Linked DNA regions of Mus musculus: region 1 is linked to region 2. The links are chromatin loops, found by intact Hi-C in ENCODE. Cell type or tissue: heart. All regions are shown on one strand. Each heading gives the region's core, and the rest is flanking DNA. Links, peaks and the distances in the headings are about the cores only. Region 1 overlaps Srgap2 (SLIT-ROBO Rho GTPase activating protein 2). Region 2 holds the start of Srgap2 (SLIT-ROBO Rho GTPase activating protein 2).

Region 1 (10,861 bases), core at 3,428-8,427, 180 kb after region 2:
ATGAATATGCACAAGAGTACAGGTGCCCATGCAAGTCCAGAAGAGAGTGTTAGATTTCCTGGATCTGGAGTTACGAGCGGTTATGAGCTTCAGGCATGGGTGCAAGGAGCCAAACGCAGGTCTTTTGCAAGGGGAATAAGAACTCTTAACCACAGCAATCTCTCAAGCCCTGAACTTGTTTTTTCAGACAGGATTCTCAAAAGTTTATCTTAGCCAGCTAACCATCAAGCCCCTTTCTCGACCTCTTCAGTGCTAGGATTACAGACACCTGACCCATAGGCTTGTGATCAATCGTAATTCCTTATATTTGCACCACAAGGACTTTACTAATTGAGCTACTCCTCTAGCCCTGGTTTTTGTTGTTTGTTTGTTTGTTTGTTTGTTTGTTTGTTTGTTTGTTTAAAAACAGAGGCTGGCTTTGAATTGATTATGCAGCTGAGGTTGACCTTGAACTTCTGATCCTCTTAATTTTCCCTCCTGAGTGCCTGAGATTACCAGTCTGCTTCCCCACAGTCCGTTTACACAGTGCTGGGGGAATCAAACCTAAGTCTCCATGCATGCTAGACACACCCCTTTCCAGTTGACCTACATTCCCCAACCCCTACAATTGCCTCTTTCATTTTCTTCTTTTCATTTTTGTTGTTGAAAATCAAAAGCATGATAAGAATCTTCCCAGTTACACTTATATTTAGGACTTTGTGGTTTAGCTTTCTTCAGCTCAGGCTTGTCCCAGATCACTGAAAGTTAATGTCATGACTCAACCAACCTTCTGTTCTCTCCTTCTCCCACCTACCTAGAGTTGAGTATATGTGAATTTACTGCTGGTACAGCACTCCAGATTTTTGACTCCTGGCTGCTCCATTGGCCTGGAAAGCTTGCTATGTAGTGACTTCTAACCACAGGAACCCTCAGAGAATCATAGCAGGCAGTATTATTATTGTTGTTGAATTTTGTTGTTATGGCATTCCCCAGACAAACCAGAAAACAGAACGGAATTCTCTAACTTGTGGACATTCTCATTTTTATGAAACATCATTTGGTTAACTCTTATCATTGTTTTTTATGAATCTTCTTCTGTCTAACCACCTTAGTGCCCTGCATGGTGTGCTAACCAGTGAACTAGGGAGCAAGAACTAAGGAATCTTACCCAGGTTTTGACATTGTAATCTCAGCTTCCTTCCTGTTACAGTCAGTCACCTTGATATGGTCAGATCTACCCCAAGACCACTTCCCTTCTTGTCAGACCTTGAGATGTCTGTGGTGTGCTTATGTGCCTTCTCCTTCCCACAGCAATGTTGTGACCTAGGCTACCATGCTAGCCTGAACCGGGCTCTACGCACTTTCCTATCTGCTGAATTAAATCTGGAACAGTCAAAACATGAAGGTCTGGATGCTATTGAAAATGCAGTAGAAAACCTAGATGCCACCAGTGACAAGCAACGGCTCATGGAGATGTACAACAATGTTTTTTGCCCCCCTATGAAATTTGAATTCCAGCCCCACATGGGAGATATGGTAAGGCCATTCCCTATATTGTACATTTCCCCCAAAGGGACTTGAATGTACTAGAGTGTGGGAACTAAAAGGGGGTGTGAGGAAAGAGGAGGGAGGGAGGATAGCCCACGTCTGGCCATAGTTCCTCCTATGCTCTGGACAGGCAGACGTGGGAGGGCTGCCAGATGCTTTCCACTTGGCCCCGGGTGGGCATCTAACCCACTGGCCCCACTGGACTGGGGATGAACAAGGGGAGGGGGTGAGGGAGAGGGTAGAGGGAGAGAGGTTCCCACACAGGTGAGAGTAAGCGCAGCAGGCCTTGATGAACAGAGACAGTCCGGTGGTTTTAGAGTTTTATTGTAGAAAGGCAGGGAGAAAGGAGAGAAGGTAAAAGAGAGAGAGAGAGAGAGAGAGAGAGAGAGAGAGAGAGAGAGAGAGAGAGAGAGACCAGCCATGGCCAAGAGGAGAGAAGGGGGAAAATGAGAGAGAGAAGAAAGGCTAGAGAGGAAGAAGAAGAGAGTGAGAGGAAAGGAGAGGAGAGGAGAGGACAAGGAGAGAGTAAGAGTAAGGGGAGTAAGAGCAAGAAAGCAAGAGAGTGAGGAGGGGCCAAACAGCCCCTCTTATGGTATGCTGTTATCTTTACTGTTGCTAGGTAACTGGGGAGGAGTTTAGCCTGAAGGTCAGAAGCTTGGGACTGAGACATTGCCTATGAGACTACTAACCATGCTTCTTCTGTGGGGTCTGAGGGGATGGTAACTTCGACAGGAGCCTTGAGTCCAGGAGATATGAGAGAACTCCTTCCGTCCCATGTAGGTGAATTATCACCACCTGGTCCTAGGGTTCAGACCTCAACTCGACTGGAAACCAGACTGTCTGTGTGTAGCCCAATACCCCACACTAGAGTTGTATATAGTTTTATTACATCTGAAGGAGAGGGTGTTTCCTGTCAGATAAACTGTTCTATTCTTTCAGACCCTGTAGTATATCTCTTTGATTTTAACTGATATGCTTATCCTTGAGCCTAGGTTCATGTTCCATCTAATCCAGCTGTCCTGAGCTGTAGGGTGGATGGTTCTCCCAGAGAATATTCCACCCTGTCCCAAGTAGCTGTGTCCTAGAGACCTGACTGGGGTGACCAGGGAATGAAGAAAAGCAGGCACATGTACAGAAAAGCTGGGGTCGGGTAGGTTCTGCTAGCTTGGATGGAGAGTATGGCATTGGTCCTTGACATGACCATGCCCTTGTCAACAATACACATTCATTCAGGACTTCATCCACTCTTTTAGACTCTCTCAAAAGCTACCTCAGCTCCCCACAGTAGTTAGTGAGACCACAAGGAGTAGATGAGAGGACACCACAAATCTGCAAGGTACTCTTGCCAGGAGTAGTGCTTGCCTGGATTAGAATCTAGACTCTTTAGAAACCTTGCTCTAGCCTGATAATCAATAGTATGCTAATCAGACAGTTTACTGTCATAGACTGACCACAGTGGAGTGGTACTTCTCTGTTTTATATATAAAATATGAAGTGGTTTCTCTCCTCTTCTTCTTGGGGAAAACCTAACCCATTACAGTTTGTTTCCATTGCTGTGGCTGAGTAGATGTCAGCATCTAGACCGATGGAAAACTAAGACAGCATCGTGTTACAGTTAGGAGGGGGCATCACCAACCTCCAGGAAGCCCCATTCCTCACCTGCTTTGATTTCTGTTTATAGTTGTCTTCTAAACCCATTCTCCAGCTGCCATTGAGATTCCTTCCTCTGAATAAATGGAACTTGGGACTATCTGAGTGGATTGGTTGATTTTCTGGTGTTATCTGAGTTCTCTTCTGAGCCAAACAGCATGTCTCCATAAATGGGAATCCAAATGATGGGTACTCAGTCCCCCTCCTTGCCCAGTCAGAACCACATTTCCATACTCTAAAGCACAGATGGAGTGCATTACCTTGCATCCTGGCTAGAGATCACTGACAAAGCATGCATCAGCAGCTTTGCTGCTCCTTAAAGAAACAGGATTGGAGACATTTTTTTTTCTCTAATTCTTCCATTCTAGGCCAGGGTGACTTTAAAAAATAATAGTTCATTCTTTTGCCCAGTATGTGATACAGCTGATTCATGGCTTGGCCAGAAAAGGGGCCAGAATTTCCCATTCTGGCTTAGAGATGAGATGTCAAGTTATTCTTGCATCCTGCTAACAGGCATTCTGCCTCATTGTGGGATATTTGTAGGCAGAAGAAAGGAGCTGCCTGGAAGTCCTTTAAATGGGGCCAAAGTTCAGGTAGCATTTTAATGGAAGCTCTGGAATTAGCTACACTGGTGTTCTCGGACTGCAGATATGGCAGATGGCAGCTGCTCTTGGATGCACTAGGACTTGGTGCCTGTTTCAACTCTTGGTGCACCCAGAGGTTTGAGGGCACTGGATGCACAACTGGTGACATCAGGGCCAGAAACAGAAATTTCATTCTTGGCAGTAACCCATCTGGCCAACAAGCTTTCTCCATTATGTCTACTTCTAAAAGCCATAGTGAAATCAGCTCCAAATCTTGAACAAGCCTCTCAGATGAAGAAGAGATCAAATCAGTTGGAATCTTAAATACCAAAGGGGAAAAAGGTCAATTTCCAGTCTCCTCCATTTAAAGAGAAGTTTTATTTTTTTTTGAGTAAGAGAGTGGTTTACAAATATATGAATATACTCAGTCTTTGCTGAGGATAACAGAGCCAAATTCTATCCATATGTCTCTTCTGGTAAGAGCTAAAGGACACTTGATAATAAAGTGACAGGCACTTCCTCCACATGGGTCCTATCCTTCACTTCCTAGCCTTCTGCCTGTCATCCGTCATCCAGGAGATCGGATTACCTCATACCATAGCCTCACCTTTATCTATAGACTCTACGTCAGCTGTTCCTTCACAGAAGATAGAGTTGGTTAATTGGGGATGGGGGTACAGGGGATCTCACACCTAGTGGGATACAATGATGGCTATTTAAAGATATCAAGTTCCTCCTGTCAGATCTCATGCCCTCTGGGGCTCTCTAACTTGAGCTTATGAACTTGCTCCCAAATTCACATAAACTCTTTCCCATTGGCTCAAAGCTCTCGTGCATGACCCAGATTTATAAACATACATGCTGCCAGCAGCAGCAAGTTAGCTTCTTGGCCCACTTCTCTCCTGCTTTTTAACTCTAGTGTATGAAGTGGGAGGAGGGAAGAGCCAGAGAGGTGACCACTTGGACCTTTGGCAGGAACTTCACTGTGCCAAAGTGTTGGGTTTCTGAACCAAGGGCTTCTTGAAACACTCTTGTCTAGCCTCCTCAGAATTCCCTGAATCAGCAGCTGCTGCTAGACCTACCCTGCCAACCACCTGCCTGCCTTTGAGTTACAAAGAGAGAAACAGTCTTTCCAAATAGATTCTCCTCCCCTTTCACATATCCTTTGGTCTAGAAGTTCACATGCATACTTTTTTTTTTTTTTTTTTTGCTCATAGAAACTGCAAGCCTTCCAGTAGTTGGGATGCAATACAATGTAAATTGTTTTGAGCAGTAGTGAGAACTCTGGAGTCCTCAAAAGATATATGTCCTCTTCCTGACCTTCTGTTGCTTTTTCTGACAGGCCTCTCAACTCTGTGCCCAGCAGCCTGTCCAGAGTGAGCTGGTGCAGAGATGCCAACAGCTGCAGTCTCGCTTATCCACTTTGAAGATTGAGAATGAAGAGGTGTGTTTCCTTCCTAGGAAGCTCGGAGCCACTGTTTCCTTGTTGAACTACTTATGGCTGTCCATCAGGGGCAAGTAGAAGGAGCATGCAGAGAATGTCCAGGCTATTGCAGAGATTTCCTGGCCAAATAGAGGCTAGCGCTTTCCCTGCTGCTACATCCTGCCCTTGAAATTCAGGAAGTTGTTCGTACATTGCCAAAGGTTGTGCTCTATTTTAGGCTTTTACAAAATGCCCCTCCCCACTACACATTTAATCAAAGTGGCACTTGGCCACTGTGGGAACAATATCAAGTCTCTGAAATGACCCACTCATGACTGGCTTTTTCCAGCATTTTCAAAAAGAAACCTTTTGACTTTGACACTTCAGACATCTCTCTCCTCTTACAGGAGGGTGACTTTTTTTTTTCTAAACACAGAATATTTTCTTTTAATATCCAGTTTAAAAAGGCAATTTTTAAAAGTTTAAAAACAATCCAGTTTAAAAAGGTAATCCAGGTTTCCATTGAGCTCAGATGGCTTTTTCTTGTATTTTAGTAAGTCTTAATTTTACTAAGAAGTAGGGTTGGGTCACTTAGTTTGCAAATAGGAAAGCAAACCCATTCATTGATTGAAGGTCACGAAACAGTGCCAGGAACATTGAAGGACAGGATCTATCACATATTTTCATCAGCTCCAGTATGTTGGAAATACTGTTTTGCAATTATGTTATTCTGTTTCCCTTTGCACTTTCATTATAATAAAGAAATAGGTTAAAAACACTGGTTGCTCTTGCAGAGGACGCAGGCTTGGCTTCAGCACCTGCATGGTGGCTCACAGCCATCCCTACCTTTAATTCCAGCAACTCCAACCCCCTCTTCTGGCCTCCACAGGAACCAGGCATCACATGACACACTCACATGCAGGCAAAACATCTACACATACGATAAGTCTCTTTGAAGAAAGTAAACATTACATAAAAGGTACACAGCAGAGAAAGAGTGGAGTTTAGGTGTTTGCTGGAGAGAGCAGTGAGCTGAAACTGGGTTCCTGTGATGTTCATCACTCAATCACTCAGTACTGTTCAGTGAGAAGTGCAGCTGTGATCTGCTGGCATCCTTCCTTCCTACCCCTCTCTTGGGAAGAGAGACATTCCTCCTCTCAAGCTCCTCCTAGTTGCTCTATCACCTGCCATTTTAAAGCCTGCTTCTCATGATTATTTTGGCCATTATGGTTATAGGTGAAAAAGACAATGGAGGCCACCCTGCAGACCATTCAAGACATTGTGACTGTTGAGGATTTTGATGTATCTGACTGCTTCCAGTATAGCAATTCCATGGAGTCTGTCAAATCAACTGTCTCTGAAACATTCATGAGCAAGCCCAGCATTGCTAAGAGGAGAGCGAACCAGCAAGAGACGGAACAGTTTTATTTCACGGTAAGGGCACTCTTTGGCCTTATAAGAACATCAGTAGACACTGACGCCCACAGGAGCTTTGGAATCAAGAGTTTTTGCCAACTGTCTGAAAAGCAAGCTTTAAATGCACAAGATTTGAGCCTGGCATACTTGGACACCACCTTGACACTTAAAGCAAAAACATCTACAAGTTCTATGTGTCTTCTGGGGCCCTCAAAGAAAGGGATGCTCCTAAAGAAATCACTTAGAAAAAAATCAGGGAAACTTTTAACCAGCTAGTATAGAAGCCCTCTCACTCACAAGAGATCATGGCAAGGGAATTAAGTTTATTGGTTTTTGAGAACTATATTCAAATATCTTTGCCAATATGTATATTGTTTTAAGAAATTTAAAGTCTCTCCTAAGTGATTTGAATACATTATCATATAAGTTCCATTATTAGGAAGTTATTTTTTCTAATTATTGGTGAAAGTTAAAGAGACTTAAATGAGCAACTTGGTGGGTTTGTAGAGAATTCTAGAGCAGTATATTTTATTCATTTCTCTCAGATCTCCTTTTAGATGAGTAGATGTGTATCTATGTGTGTCTGTGTGTACAAAAGTTAATAGTTTTTGTTTGTTTGTGTTTGTTTGTTTGGTTTGGTTTGGTTTTTCAAGACAGGGTTTCTCTGTGTAGCCCTGGCTGTCCTGGAACTCACTCTGTAGACCAGGCTGGCTTTGAACTCAGAAATCCACCTGCTTCTGCCTCCCGAATGCTGGGATTAAAGGCGTGTGCCACCACGCCTAGCTAGTTAATAGTTTTTAAAAAGCTGTTAGCTGATCTTTTGTTTAATAATTAAATTGTTTTGAACTTGCCAAGTCTGACTTTTGCCTGTACCAAAATTTATTTCCTTATCTTATGATGACCAAGAAAAGAAAAACTGACTTTTCAGTTGTAAGATACCACATGGCCATTGACAATCCACACTGAGCAAATGAAAGGACGTCAATTGTCTTCCAGTCATGAAGCACACTCAGCATGGAGCAAATTAGATTTGTCTTCCAGCTGGGACAATTTGTTTAATTTTTTTCTTTGTGCACTCTCCTTTTTTCTTTAAGAGCCCTAACATGATTGATTGGTGTTTTTGTAAATCTGTTTCACTTAGTTAAACTCCAAATCCTTGGTGTTTTTGTAGTTTTAAATCCCAAAGAAGACTTTTAAAAGAATATGATTTAAGAATATTGTTCTAAAACAACTCAAAATTTTTTGTTATATAAAGAAAAACATTTTAAAACATGGTCATTATGTAAAACTTAGAAGCAGAAAGAAGAAAATAAATTCATATGAGGCATGTATTTAAAATTATATTTACAAAAATGAGATGTTGTATATATTGCATTATAAACTTAAGTCATTTAATTATATTTTCAAATTGCTTGGGATGCAGTTGTTTGTTTCTTGGTAGAACTTTTATGTGCTGGGAAAGAAGTACAGCTCTGTCTCCAGTCTATACTACATCTTCTAAGCATGTGCAAATCTATACAGAGGATGGAGTGACACATAGCCTAGTTCACGGCACTCAGTAACTGCTACTCATTTTACCATCATCATTATTAATCCATGCATCAACCATTAAGTTATTCACTAATCATTTATCGTGTATTTACTGTATGCCAGATTCTATGCTGCAAGTTGGGACTGCTTAAAGTTGAGGAGAAAGGAGAGAATGAGGGCATAGGCATACAGGGAGAGCTTTAATTCTGACTTCCTGTGTTTCTAAATAAGAAAGGTACAGTGTGTAAGTGCGTGGATGTGCGTCAGCAACAAGGACGAATGGTGCTGGGGGAAGCTTTACACAAGCTGACTTTTAATTTTAATATGTGTAGCTTCTTGACTCCAATGGGGGCTATCACTGTCCTCCTTTCCAAACTATATTATCTTCTAATAATAGAAATTTTTGGCAACTCTTTCTGAGCTGATTAAATATCAGTGACCTAGTCTTATTGTATTCCATTTTTAAAATATATTTTTTAAAATTTTAGATTTATATATATTACATATGTAAATTTTATATTTGTATTTTAAATTTAAACTTGAGAATTCCTCAAGTTAAGAAATTTTAGGGCTTAGGGTTGGGGAGATGGCTTAGTCAGTAAAGTGCACGCCACACAAACACGAAGACCTAAGTTTGAATCCCAGTAACCCATGCAAAAGAAACATAGACACTTGTAATCTCAGAGCTGGGGAGTAGAAACAAGGAGATCCCTGGGTCTTGCTAACCAGCCAGTCTAATGATTAGAAAGCTCCAGGTTCAGTGAGAGTCCTTGCCTCAGAAAATAAACTAGAAAGCAATTGAAGGAGATACTGTGACTAACACAGACCTCTGGCATATATGCATGCATGCACACACACTCAACAACAAAAGAGAAGAAGGCAAGAAATTTTGGATATGAAAAATCTATACTTAACCAAATCTTTCTCAGAATTATTTTCTTCTTTGAATAAATCTATAACATACATATTCAGAAGTTGACATTTGTTCCAAAACAAGAAGGCTGCTGAGATGCTTCAGCACGTTTAAGAGCTTATATAGTACTCTTGCAGAGGATGTGAGTTTGACTCCCAACACGCATGTCTGCAGGCTCATAACTGCCTATAGCTCCAACTCTAGGAGATCCAGTTCTCCTGGCCTCTGTGGGCACCAGCACTCACATGCACATGCCCACACATAGACACATAATTCAAAATAAATCATTTTTAAGAAAGAAATAACTTTACCCTAACTTGTGACTTCTAAAATCCTACCTACCTGTTCCCCTTTTACCTCAATACATTGGGGTTCTACAACCCATTCCTGAATTTGTTAGCCATGGTGCTCCTTGTCAAAAATTGGGCACATTGCTTTAACTAACAGCAATGAGTTTGGGCTTTGTTACAGATTTGCAAGAATTCATTACTTTTTGTGAATGGATATGATATGTGTCACGTAATTTATGTCCTGGTAGCAAGGCATTTTTGGTGGTAGTAGTAGTGAAATGGACATTCTGGTCTCCATATTAAAACAGAGGGCTTGCCTATGCTTGTCAAACAGTGAAGGAAAAAAATATCAAAGCAGCATATGCTAGAAGTTCCCTGCTCTTGGAAAGTGGTGAAGATATCCTTCATCATGGCTTGACTCATAGCTAGTATGTCTAGTGACCACGTGGGCTTTTGGATAGTTTTATGACTGCTTGCTACTGTCATCAGATTAATCTGTCCATGAGACATCAATTAGAAATTTGAAGTATGTCTTACAAAGATCAGTTGTTTGCAATAGTCTGTGGAAAATTATAGAATTTTAAACTTGAAGCATCTTTTAATTATCATTTAACCCAGCCTTCTCATTTGAAAGCTTTGGGGAAAAAGAAAAAGGAAAAAAACGTGCAGCGGATGGATAGCTTGAATAAGGCCTTCATCAAGAGCTGAACCCAGAGCTCAAGTCACTTGCTGGCACGGGCTTTCCCTCTGTCCCCTGCTGAGGAGCTAAAAGGAAAGACTCAGCAACTCTCCTCCCTTATTATAAGAAGGGACTTGTTTTCTGACCTCCTTGTCTTTTTGGCTGTCACTCAACTTATATAGTACATCATCCCCCAGTGTCTACCTCTTTTCATTGTTGTTACACCCTTTTAAAAAGACTAAAATGTATCAAAAGGAAACTAAAAGGAGGTACACATGCCTTACCTACCCCTGACACCTACTTTCCCTCCCTGTAGCCATGGATTAAAACTGGTATATTTAGTCCTTTCAGAGGTTTTCTATGCATAGGCAATTGGTGATCTATCAGCGAGTGCCCTTAATACAATCAATTACACTGGAATTGTAAAAAACGGGGCTGGGAATGTAGCTCAGAAGTTAAGAGTGCCTGCCTAGCTTGTGTGACATTGTGAGTTCCTTCTTCATCCCCACAAAGCAAAATGATAAGAAATAAAGTGTGACAAGCAAGTATGCCACTCTCACTGTCCCCACTAGGCTGTCATCACTTATTCTGAATATTATTCATGTTAGTCTAAAAAGAGTTGTCCCATATCTCACAGAAATCATTTTCCAATGGCTGGACAGAATTCCATTGTATATTCGCATCATCCCCTTTTAGCCATTTCTCTGCTCTGGTTAGCCAAGAATCATCGAAGCCCTAGGAAGCTGGAGTCTCCTAAACATTTTTTTGAAAAAATGGAGTATGGGGTTCTTTTAAAAAAACAAAAACAAAAAACCTTAAAACAAAACTTTTTTTTCAGATTTATTTTTG
Region 2 (10,585 bases), core at 1-5,000:
CATGAATTTCACTTTAAATGAATCATTACACACTTCTTTCCAAGTGGCTGTTAAAGACTTGCTTCAGTGAGGAAGGGTGTTTGGACATGGCATTGAGCCTTAAGAGTCAACATAAGGGATGCACAGACACATGACTCTAAGGGCCTGGAAGAGTGACCTCAGTACTGACCACGCTGGGCAAACCACAGGCTTTGTCCAGACAGTCTGCCCACTTAGATAAACTCCAAGGGAATCATCAGACTGGTGGGAGTGGCTAGAACACCAAATGATAACCTTGACTCCCAGGGACCCATGCCATCCACTGTCCAGCTAAAGGGCCACCCGTCAGACTTACTTGGTAGGAGGGATGTCTGTAGAGAAAAGGTCTATGTCAGTATCAGCCAGCAAAACAGCCTTCATTCCCCTAGAGCTGAGAACTTGTTTACAGAATTTGCAACACAGGATGGATACGCATCGGTCTTTGAAAGTACAGTTGTTGGTAGACATAGCGTCCCACGTTGAAAGAGGTGCAGAATTTTGAAAGGGGAAACTTTGATTTCCTCAGGCTAACAATCAAGACGGAAGGCCTCTCGTTCTCTACGCTCTAAAACTGGGAAGAGAGTCCTATTTTCCTGGTGGAAAGGGAAACTTAGTATTTATTGAGTAGGAAGAGCAAATTTTACTTCCTTTTGACTTGGGGAGGGAAGGGAAATGGAGTTCAAGGTGGGGAGAGACAAGTGGAGTTGAAGGGAAACTTCCGCAACAGGTTTAACTTTCTCTGGTCTTCAAGAATCTTCTACTCTTCAGCTCCGACCCCGGCTCCGGAATTGGGCGATTTCCCAGTTCCCAGCGGGCTTCTTCCCTTTAAAGCCTCGCCTCTCTGACCACTCCCAGCGCGAGCTCCGCCCGCAGAGCGCTCCAATTCTTGCTCAGCTCCACGCGGCTTCTTCGTAGGATTCAACGCCCCTCAGCCCTTTCCACGCGGGCTCTGGCCCCGTCCCGCTCCCTCTTCTCGGAGCTCGCCCGTGGGCTTTCTCCCTTGCACCACGGCTCTCGGCGTCCTCTCCCGGCCGAGCTCTCGCACTTGCGGCCCGTAACCCGTAAGGTCTCTTCCACAGCGGTCGCTCCGAAGTGAGCAGCGGTGTAGCGAGGTGGAGGGGAGAAGCCTCGGAATAGGCTCAGTTCGCGCTGCAGTCAGTCAGCGAACACGCCGGGTTTTGCTCTTTCTTCCGCTTTCTCTGCTTTTTCTAACCCGCTGTCAGTTTGAATTGCCTGCGCCGAGCAGGGATTGGGAGGACTAGAATTTGCCCCAGACCCACATTGGAAGGCCAAGGGCCTTCTCCTGACGTGAGCTCAGAGGCCACGCCCCAGTAACGGTGCCGATATCAGATCGGCTCTCTGATTGGTTAATATTAGCTCAGCCCCTAAGATCATTGGCCAGCATCTGCTCGGCTTAAACCCTCCCCCCTGTGAACTTGGAAGACACACCCCGAGTTTCTTATTGGTGGATACACTAAGGTCCAGGCCGTTCTCTACTATTTATTGGCTGAACTTCCCTCCTCCCTTTCCCGGTCCGATTGGTCCCGTCTTCTCTTGAGAGTTTGTGTTTGGCTGTCGCTTCCATTTTATCCCGCCCATCAGCTTTACTTTAGGCTTCCACAGGCCGGGGAGGAGCTCACTCTAGGACTGCGCCTAGGCAGCTAGTGTTCGCCACACCTCTAAGTTTCGTCAGCCCCGCCTCTACTCCTGGCGTCTATGGATCAGTTGTTCCTATTGGCTATAGTCCCCGTCAGTCGCTATTAGGCGGGCGGTGATTGGCAAAGGGGTGGGTTCAGCTTCCCGGCGGGGTCTTGCGGAGTTGGCGGAGTCTCCTTAGGGAACTGGGGGGCCGAACTGCGTAGAAGAGGGTGGCGGGGAGGAGAACGCTAAGTGGGAAGCGGAACCTTGGGCCTGGGACCGGTCGCGGCAGAGCCAGGTAAAGGCTCCTTCTCCCCTTCCCTCCCCGTACGCCCGGCTGCTGCTGCTCTGACTGAACAAACCGGGACTGGGCGGGTGGACGCGTTGCGGATGCTGCTGCTTTCGGCGCCGCCTTAGCCGTGTCGCCGCCCGCGGTCCTCATACCGCCCTCCCCGGCCCTCCAAATCCCCCAGTGCAGCCCATAATACTTCTCGGGACTGTTCATCTCTCCGCCCATCCCTGCACTGCCGAGGACGGTCCTCACGCGGCGACACCGCCCTCCCGCAGCCCCTTTGCACACGGTTGGCCGGGTCCACCTAGGGGCCTCGCCGTAACGGTCCGCTGGTCTCGTCCCTGGTCTCCTAGCCTTGGCTGCCAGCCCAGGACCCGGAAAGATGGGGTGTTCCTCACGGCTTGCAGGGTGCTTTCTCCGTCCAGCCCTCCAGTCTGTCTCCCAGGGCTTCTCCACCCACTCTGATACCCAAACCTCATGCGGGTCCCGAAAGTTGCCAACATCCTACACTTCACGTTGCAGCGGTCCACCGCGGTTTCCCTCACTGCCTCGCCCCCAAAGCCGTCCTCTCGGCGCCCTCTCTGGTCGTCCAAGCTTGGGCGGCTCGAGCTGGCCCGGGCTCTCTCCTGCCTCAGGACCCCACCTCACGCCCGCCTCCTGCTTCCTGTCCTCCCGCACCGCGCGGCCTCTGCTCGCTCTTCCTGCGCGCGGCCCTTCCTCCAGCCGCCGGGAGTAGGCGACACTGCCTGGAGCCGCTTGTGCGCCGGCGGGGACAGGGCGGCCTAGGAGGCAGGGGCCCGCCGCAGCATTGGAGCTCTTCCCTCAGCCTCCTTGCCGCCGCCTCTCGCGCCTCCCGGAGCGACTCTCACTGATGCCTCCCACCCGACTGGGATTGGGTGCGGTATTTGTGATCCCTAGGCTTGGGGGACAAAAAAAATACTGGGGGGGGGGTGCCATTTAGAGTCACTCTCATACCTGGCTTGGGGAAGGCTACCGCCGCCTGCCGCCTCCCATCTCCGGGTTTTCCCGGTTTAGACCCTCGCCTCTAGCTCGTTTCCTGCTTCTGCCGACCACATTGTTTTCCTGGATGTCCCGTGCGGAGCGGGCCCTTCCTGCAGCGTCCCCCCTCCACCCCCCTCACCCCCCTCCCCGGTTTTGCTGCCAGGAGAAGCTAGTTACCAAAAACAAAACAACTGGGAGGAGGGGTGGCAGGGGAAGAAAAGTTGTGCCCATCTGGTTGTCCCCTCTGGTATGGATCCTGTAGATGTCTGGGAGGTGCCCCAGCCGGAGGTCAGGGGCCGCGTCGCGGGCTAGGCGGGAGGACCCCTCTTGGGCTAGCAGGGTTGGGAAAGCGCCGAGGTGCCGCAGTCCCCACCCGCAGCTCAGCTTTCCCGCCGCAGTCTCCGCCCGGAGCACGCGCTGCCGGCTGCTCCAAAGTGTTCTCTTTCTGCCTTAAAACCTGGAGGGAACATTTTTCCTCCCTACATTGATCGCCACGCCGGGTCTTCGGGCGGAGCGGGCGTTGTTAGGCCAAGATGAATGGGCCAAAGCTGGACTTGGAGTGTCATCCCCGACCCCACCCCTGTTGCGATTAGGATCTTCCCTCCGACTGATCGCCCCCTCCCCCCTTTTCTTGCATTTACAGGCTAGTGAACCGGAGCAAAGACTTCCGACCCACTCTGCGCTGCAGCGGCACCCTTTTGGGATTTGATTTGCAGAATCTTTGAGCTGGTAACACACACACACACACACACACACACACACACACACACAATCCCGCGAAGAACGCCTAGCCCTCCTCTGGCACCCCAAGACAAACCCACTCCCTCCTAGGGACACAGCTGGGCGCGTCCACACCCCCGCATCCCCTACACCATGTTGTGCGGAAGGACTTCCACTCCCAGCCTGTGTCGTTGATGTCAGACCCCAGGCCAGCCTCCGGGCGCTGCAGTTCTCCTGGTTAATGCTGCGGTTGTGGTTAGGGCTTTAGTACTTAAGCCAGCCGCCGCCGCCCCCCACTTCCCCACCCCCGGCCTCAGCGCCCACAGTCTGCATGTGTGTGCAGTAGCCGGCTGCCCATCCCGCCGCTCGTGTTCTCCTGGAGCTCTGGATACCACCGCGGGGCATTTCTCTGCCTGTGGGAGAAGTGGCCTTGGAGGCATTGATATCAGTGGTTGGATTTTTCCCGTGGATCTATCAATTCACAATTCGGATTTGGAAGAAAGAAGGAAAACATGACGTCTCCAGCCAAATTCAAAAAGGATAAGGAGATCATCGCAGAGTACGATACTCAGGTCAAAGGTAAGGATTTTGAAAATTAGCATAAAGCATATGTTCTGCGGACTGGTGAAGCATGCGTTTCCACCCCAATTTTCAGGGCGTTTGTTTCTTGGGTGGAGCAGGTGGTAAGTTGACCCCAGAGGTGGTTTCATAGGTGGATCAGCAGTGTCAGGGGCCATAGGCACTAGAAGAGGGCTTTAGGAATATCTTTGTGGGGCTGACCATTAATTTGGCAGTTTTTTCCCAAAGGCTGGGCAGGGTGGGGGAGGGGCAGGAGGTTCTCCGGGGAGAGAGAGAGAAAAAAAGCTGCTATTTGCCTTTGGGTGTCTTGAGTCAAGCTTCCTTGAAGGACAGCTGAAATCTGACAGGTGTTTGGACATTTATTTCAAAGGTTGTAGAGAAGCCCAGGTGGAAAGGCAACCTTGGGAAGGGGAAACCATTTGGAGAGACCTGGGAGAGGTGGGGTTTTTCTGGTACTGTATTAAAGCTTGAGATTTGCCAAGACACTGAATTCAGGAAGTCCCTAGCCATATTGGGTGTACCTAGTACTTGTCTGGCCCGTGGTCACCCTGCATACAATCAAAGATCACAGACCAGAAAGAATAAGGCCATCCAAACTGGTTTCCACCCCTCACTTAAACCTTAACAGAGTTAGGCTGTTAGGTTCTCAGAGTGGTGCTGAAACTGGAAAATAGGAAGACATAATTGTTTAACCCTTCTGCGTTGTTGCCCTCTGCTCCAGAATACATGCTTTTTAAAGGTCCATTTCCTTTCAGCAAAAACGTGAAGGGATAAGGCAGAATGTGGACCTGGAGAAATCAAGTGTTGTCTCCTCATCTAGTCCACTGCTTAAATTGGCTTCTCAAATCGAAACCTATACCCACATGGCTTTCCCTTCTCGGGCATTTCCCTTAGGAGGTGTCATGCCAGTGAAGGAGCCCTAGTCTGTGTTTGTGCAAGGCACTGCCCCTTTCTGACCAGTCACTGGGAAGAGCCATGTGGCTACAGTTCATTGAGACCTTAGCTGGGAAGTGGGAGAGGTGGGTGGCCTTGAATGTTAAACCACATGGTTGGAACTCTGGGTTTTTCCTTTGTTTCAGAGTAGAGAGGGAGGGGCCCCTACTCCATTCCCTGCACCAATGCAAGGAGACCTTTTTCTATCTTAGAGGACTTGGTAAAGACCATGTCTCCCCTCTGATGATTGCCTTGGATGTGGGTTAGAGGGAGAGTGTGAAATGGGTAGTCCCTTTTATCTCTTAGAAGGTTGAAAGGCAGTTTGAAGTCATCATTGTGTCTTCAGGATTTTTTTTTAGAATATATATTATCAGTTTGGTCAATGCAGGAGATGCCCTAAGGGACCTTCAATCCATTTGACTGCAAATATTGGTCAGATTTATTACAAGAATGGGGTAGTTGAATGCTGAGAGCTCCAGTTGGATTGGAATTGAGAGAGGTGTGGTTGTGAGTTATAACTGAGGTCCTGGCCTCTTGTCATTATTCATAATCCCAGCCTGTTTTTGTAAACAATGGCCACTGGCCTCTATGTCCTGTCCAGATGCAGCACATTCTGCTCTTGTAATGCACTCCCTGTGGTTTTAGCCAGATATATCATTGAAAAAATACATCCTATTCTTAACTGTTGCCATAGGGAGTGTTAATAACTTTGTCTTTCCCAGGTGGTTCTCCATAAGCACACATTTGACTAAGATGAAAAGTGATTTTTTTATATGTTGGTGATTTTTTTTTTTAAGGTTCAGGGCTAACAGGTATCAGAATTTGCTGATTTTTTAAAAATTGGTAATAGGCTTCTTATGAGTGTCTCAAAAATTAAGTACTTTGCGTATTTACAAATATTGCTCATTGAGATGATGTAATGCACTTAGCTATTTGGAGTTTCTCTTCAACCCTGCCACAGACTAGAGACCGTTTTGTGTGTGTGTGTGTGTGTGTGTGAGTGTGTGTGTGTGAATATTTTTCCATTGACTATTCAGGAATGTAGAATTTGGTAGGTGGCTGACCCTGAGTTCTCGCTGGAGGAGGTACCCATGAATGCTTTTGGAACTGACTTGGTTTAGTCCCTCAGTTTACAGCTGAGGAGGAGGTAGAGAACTGGAGAGGTTTGTTCAAGGTCACACAGCTAGGTGGTAGCTGTGTAGAAGGTAGGAGTAGTTTGACAGACTTCTGTACCTTCCCAGTAAAAATATCATCTGTTCATGGTGAAAACAATTCTTAAGGCAAGTGTGTGTGATCTGTAATAGTGATGTATAGCAGCCGTGTGCTAACAGTTTACTTTGGGTGTTCATCATGTACCATGGCACCCCAGTGAGTGGTCTATGTAATTGTCACCTCTCTCCAGGAAGTATTGTCATCTAAGGAAACTGAGGTTATGAGAGGGAAAAAACCCTTTCAAGGTCATACAGTCAAAAGTGGCACCTTCCTTGTTTTATTTATTATTTGTTGAGTGCTTAGTATGTGTTCTAGGCTTTTCTACATCAGTCAAGAAGACAGAATGCCAGACCCCTATGGAGCTTACATTTCTAGAACCATATATGGTGGAAGACTCTATAATTTAAATTCAAGGGATCTTGGCTTGGGGTTGGCACTGTGACTTACTACCTCACCTGTCAGAATTAAGAATTTGGGCTTTCAAAAAATTGTGTTCTGTTTGTTCGTTTTGCTTCTTAGAGACAGGGTCTCAATGTGTAGGCTGTGGTAGCCCAGAATTCACTCTGTAATTCAGGTTGACCTTGAATTTATGGCAGTTTTCCTGAGTCAGACTTGTGAGTCTGGGAATACAGGTGTGAGCCCCTACCCTCTACAAGCAGAGTTTCTGAGTTTTATGAATTCTGTGGAAGTAACTCATGATACTGCCAGACTTCTCTTATAGATGCCAAGAAATTTTTTTTTAATGTTATACAGCTATCAATTTGGTGTGTCCGTTAAAAGTAAAAGTGTTAGAGGCAGAGAATCCAGGTTTAAACCTTTGTTCTACTATGTTACATGTCTTGTCCGAGTCTCAGTTTCTTAATTGGAAAATTGGCAAAATAGTGTGCGTTTCCTATTCCTATGAGGAATAAAGGAGCTAGCTAGTCTGCAGATTTCTTGTAGCTCAGTATCTGGCACCTGTGAGTACTCAATGACTGTATAGTCTACTTGCCAATTAGTCAGGCTGCCTTGAGAGTTCACTCTCTAAGCACCAGCTGTTAAATGATAGGAAACCATAGTAGGAATGAATCAGTTCTAGTTGAAGTTTGTTGAGGAATAACAAAATGTGTCATGTACCTGTCATTTAAATCCTTTGGCCAGTCATGGTGGCTCATGCCTGTAATCTTGGTAGTTGAGAGGCTGAGGTAGAAGAACTTTGGAAGTTTGAGGCCAGCCTGGAGTAGAGTGAGGCCCTGTTTCAGAAACACAACACAACACAACAAAAACAAAACAAATCCATCTCCACTAAAAATCTCCCATACTCTTTGAACATTAATTTCCTTTTATGCATGATAGGCAAATTGTCTGAAAATATTGTATGTATCTCTGTTTTTTTAGTCAGAATTGTTTGAACCAAGTAGACTTTCAGTAGACTTTGGACTCTCTTCTATGATTTTGTTCTCTCATGCTATTATTCCTTAAAAGCACCTGCTTGCATGTGCTCTGAGGAATTTCTGAGGTTTCAGTAGCAGTCCTACCTCAGTATGGTTTTCAGGGGCAGGAGAAATGCTCCCTTAATCAGTCTGCTATGTGGCTATGTAAAAACAACCACTGTTTCTGCTTTGTGGGTGTTTGGATTCCTTTGAAAAGTTCATGTCTTTCAGTGTCCAACCCAAAAGCACTAATATTCTTAGTCTTCTTGCATAGTTTTCTTATTTCTATTTTTTATTTTATAAAGTACTTTTATGTACAGGAATTTCTGGAAATTCTTGACAGCCTTGATGAGATTCATGATTGGAAACTGGTACATTTGACCTCTAGCCTGTTAGCATCTTTATTGGCACTTAAACACTGCATAGTGAAGAGTGGGACATAGAATAGAGGTAATTGTCTGGGTGGGACTTGGGTGAATTCATATTACTGTCCACAATACCTCTAGGTACTCTCTTAATTAGGTGTTAAAGGTTGTCTCCCCACTCCCCCTCTATTCACCTTTGTGCACCATAAAGCTAAGGAGTAAAATTATTATCATTTTTATGTTTTGAAACAGGGTCTTTTGTTGTTGTTCTTTGTTTTTTTTTTGTTTTTTGTTTTTTTTTTTTTTGAGACAGGGTGTCCCTATGTAGTTCTGGAACTCTCTGTATAGACTAGGATGGCCTCAAACTCAGAGATCTGCCTAGATTGGGTCTTAACTATATATAACTCAGGTTGGATGAACTCACAGTGATTCTCCTATCTTAGCCTCCCAAAAGTTGGGATTACAGTGTATACTATTATAGACAGAGAGAAATGAACTTTTTATAATTTGCTCATGGAGCATTTTGATAGGAAAAGAACAAATCAGTTTCCTGGAACAGTTTAACTCTTTGGTACCCTTTGGGAGCCGAAGATGAGATTTCAGTTCTAGCCATATTGTGTGTGCACTCATGCTTGGGAATGCCAATTGGGGGTATTAAACAGACTTGTTCTCAGGGGAGGGCTGAGAAGTTCCTAGCTTATGCCAGCAAAGGTCTTTTCCCTAAAGTGTCTTTCCTCCCAACCTCCACTAGCTTACACCCCAAGGGAACTTTAAATATAATCAGTTTGTGAAAAGCTGCAGTAAACCATCTCTTTGGAATCCTCGAACAGATGCTATCATCTTCCTGGGAGATGACTGAGTGCTCTTCCCTCATTTAGGGAACATAGAAACTCAGCAATAATGTGGACTCCTAAAAGAAAATGAAACTCTTTGGGAAAATTCAGGCACCCAGAGTTGCAGGGCCCTGTAGGAAAGCTAGGAGCTAGGCTATGCCATACGACTATGCAAACCAGCAGTGAAGGGGAGCTGCCTAGCAATACTCCTTACCTTTACCATGACAGGCACTCATCTCTAGGAAGGATAGGACGGACATTTCCTTGGGAGAAGCCCTTTGGGATCTCATTGATTTTATACCACTCAGGCTAAAAGCTAAAGATAAGCCCTTGTGAAGTTTATAGAATATGACCTGGTTTGGTCTATTTTCAGCATCAGCTAGCTCCCAGATGCTGACTTTTCAAATCCTGCTGTCTGCCAAGTGTGGTCCCTGTAAAGCTCCCCTTCTGCAATAAAGCCTTTTTTTTTAGGGGAGTCATGTCTACCCCACATCCTAGACTTCTGATGGCTACATTAGGAAAATACACCGTTGTCCTGAAAGGAAAAACAGTCAGTGTATGATTTCTAGTAATAAAATTCAAGAGAACTGTTAGCTTCAGTGGGGAATCTCAGAAAGTTACTTTTGAAGAAACTTAGTTTGAAAAAAAATAAGGAGAGCTTTAAAAATTGAAGGTGAATGACAATGTGTAGAAACTCTCATTTCTTTTTTTTTTAAACTGTGGTTAAATGCACATAAGTTTCTTATATTAACCTTTCTTGAGTTTACTGTTCAGTGTCATTAACTATGTTGACATTGTTTTACAGCCATTATCAATCATCTATCCATGAAACTCTTTTCATTTTTGCAGATTAGAAGCTCTAAACCCACCAAATAGTAACCCTGTACTCTCCATCTCTTGCTCCAGGCCCCCACCCCTCTATTGTCTGTCTCCAACTCTAGGCACCTCATATAAGTGGAATCATACAGCACTTCCCATTTGTAACTGGCTTATTTTCCTTAAGGCTCAGCCATGTTGCCATGTGTTTAAGGTGGAATGATACTCATTGTGTCACTGGATCTGTCACATTTGGTTTTTCAGTCATTTATTGATGGGTACTTGCTTACTTCTACCCTTTACCTGTTGGAATAATGCTGCAACGAACATAGGTGTTTTCTTACTCTATTTTTAAAATTTAACATTTTTATTTTTGTATGTATGTGTGTTTTGCATGCATGTATGTCTTTGCGCCACATGTGTGCCTGGTATCTACAGTGGCAAGAAGAGGGTGTTGGATCCCCTGGAACTATAATTACAGAAGGTTGTGAGCCATCATGTGGGTACTGGGTATCAAACTGAGGTCTCTGGAAAAGGAGCTGAGCCATCTCTCCAGCCCCTAAGATTCTCTCTCTCTCTCTCTCTCCCTCTCTCTCTCCCTCTCCCTCTCTTTCTCTCTCTCTCTCTCTTTACTTTTGGTTTCTCTGTGTAGCCCTGGCTGCCCTGGAACTCACTTTGTAGACCAGGCTGGCCTCGAACTCAGAAATCCGCCTGCCTCTGCCTCCCAAGTGCTGGGATTAAAGGCGTGTGCTACCACTGCCTGGC

What was found. Hi-C counts contacts between places; a loop is a spot of excess contacts. Peaks named below come from ENCODE experiments on the same cell type or tissue, not always from the same donor. Only the 100,000 strongest peaks of a DNase experiment are listed, where the experiment ranks them.
Region 1: it touches region 2 in a loop (3-fold over the local background); 9 of 42 quality-filtered maps call a loop at or near these places.

What each region holds. Positions count from the first base shown.
Region 1 is chr1:131,340,106-131,350,966 of GRCm38, reverse strand. It overlaps Srgap2 (SLIT-ROBO Rho GTPase activating protein 2), which reads left to right. Exons shown (of 23, transcript NM_001081011.2): 8 at 1,291-1,515; 9 at 5,104-5,205; 10 at 6,421-6,618. The region is part of intron 1 of Gm51644 (a long non-coding RNA gene); the gene reads right to left. Among named protein-coding and RNA genes, the nearest start is that of Ikbke, 66 kb to the right of the region's middle. In heart, for the core only: a CTCF peak has its summit at 6,058 (motif pointing left); DNase peaks (open chromatin) are centred at 3,876 and 5,306; H3K27ac peaks cover 385 bases.
Region 2 is chr1:131,518,602-131,529,186 of GRCm38, reverse strand. Srgap2 (SLIT-ROBO Rho GTPase activating protein 2) reads left to right here and starts at 1,826. Exons shown (of 23, transcript NM_001081011.2): 1 at 1,826-1,954; 2 at 3,594-4,249. The coding sequence starts at 4,183. It overlaps Fam72a (family with sequence similarity 72, member A), which reads right to left and starts at 1,284. Exons shown (of 4, transcript NM_175382.4): 1 at 335-1,284. The coding sequence starts at 486. In heart, for the core only: CTCF peaks have their summits at 2,466 and 2,670; DNase peaks (open chromatin) are centred at 886, 1,576, 2,636, 3,866 and 3 weaker places; H3K4me3 peaks cover 5,000 bases; H3K27ac peaks cover 4,630 bases.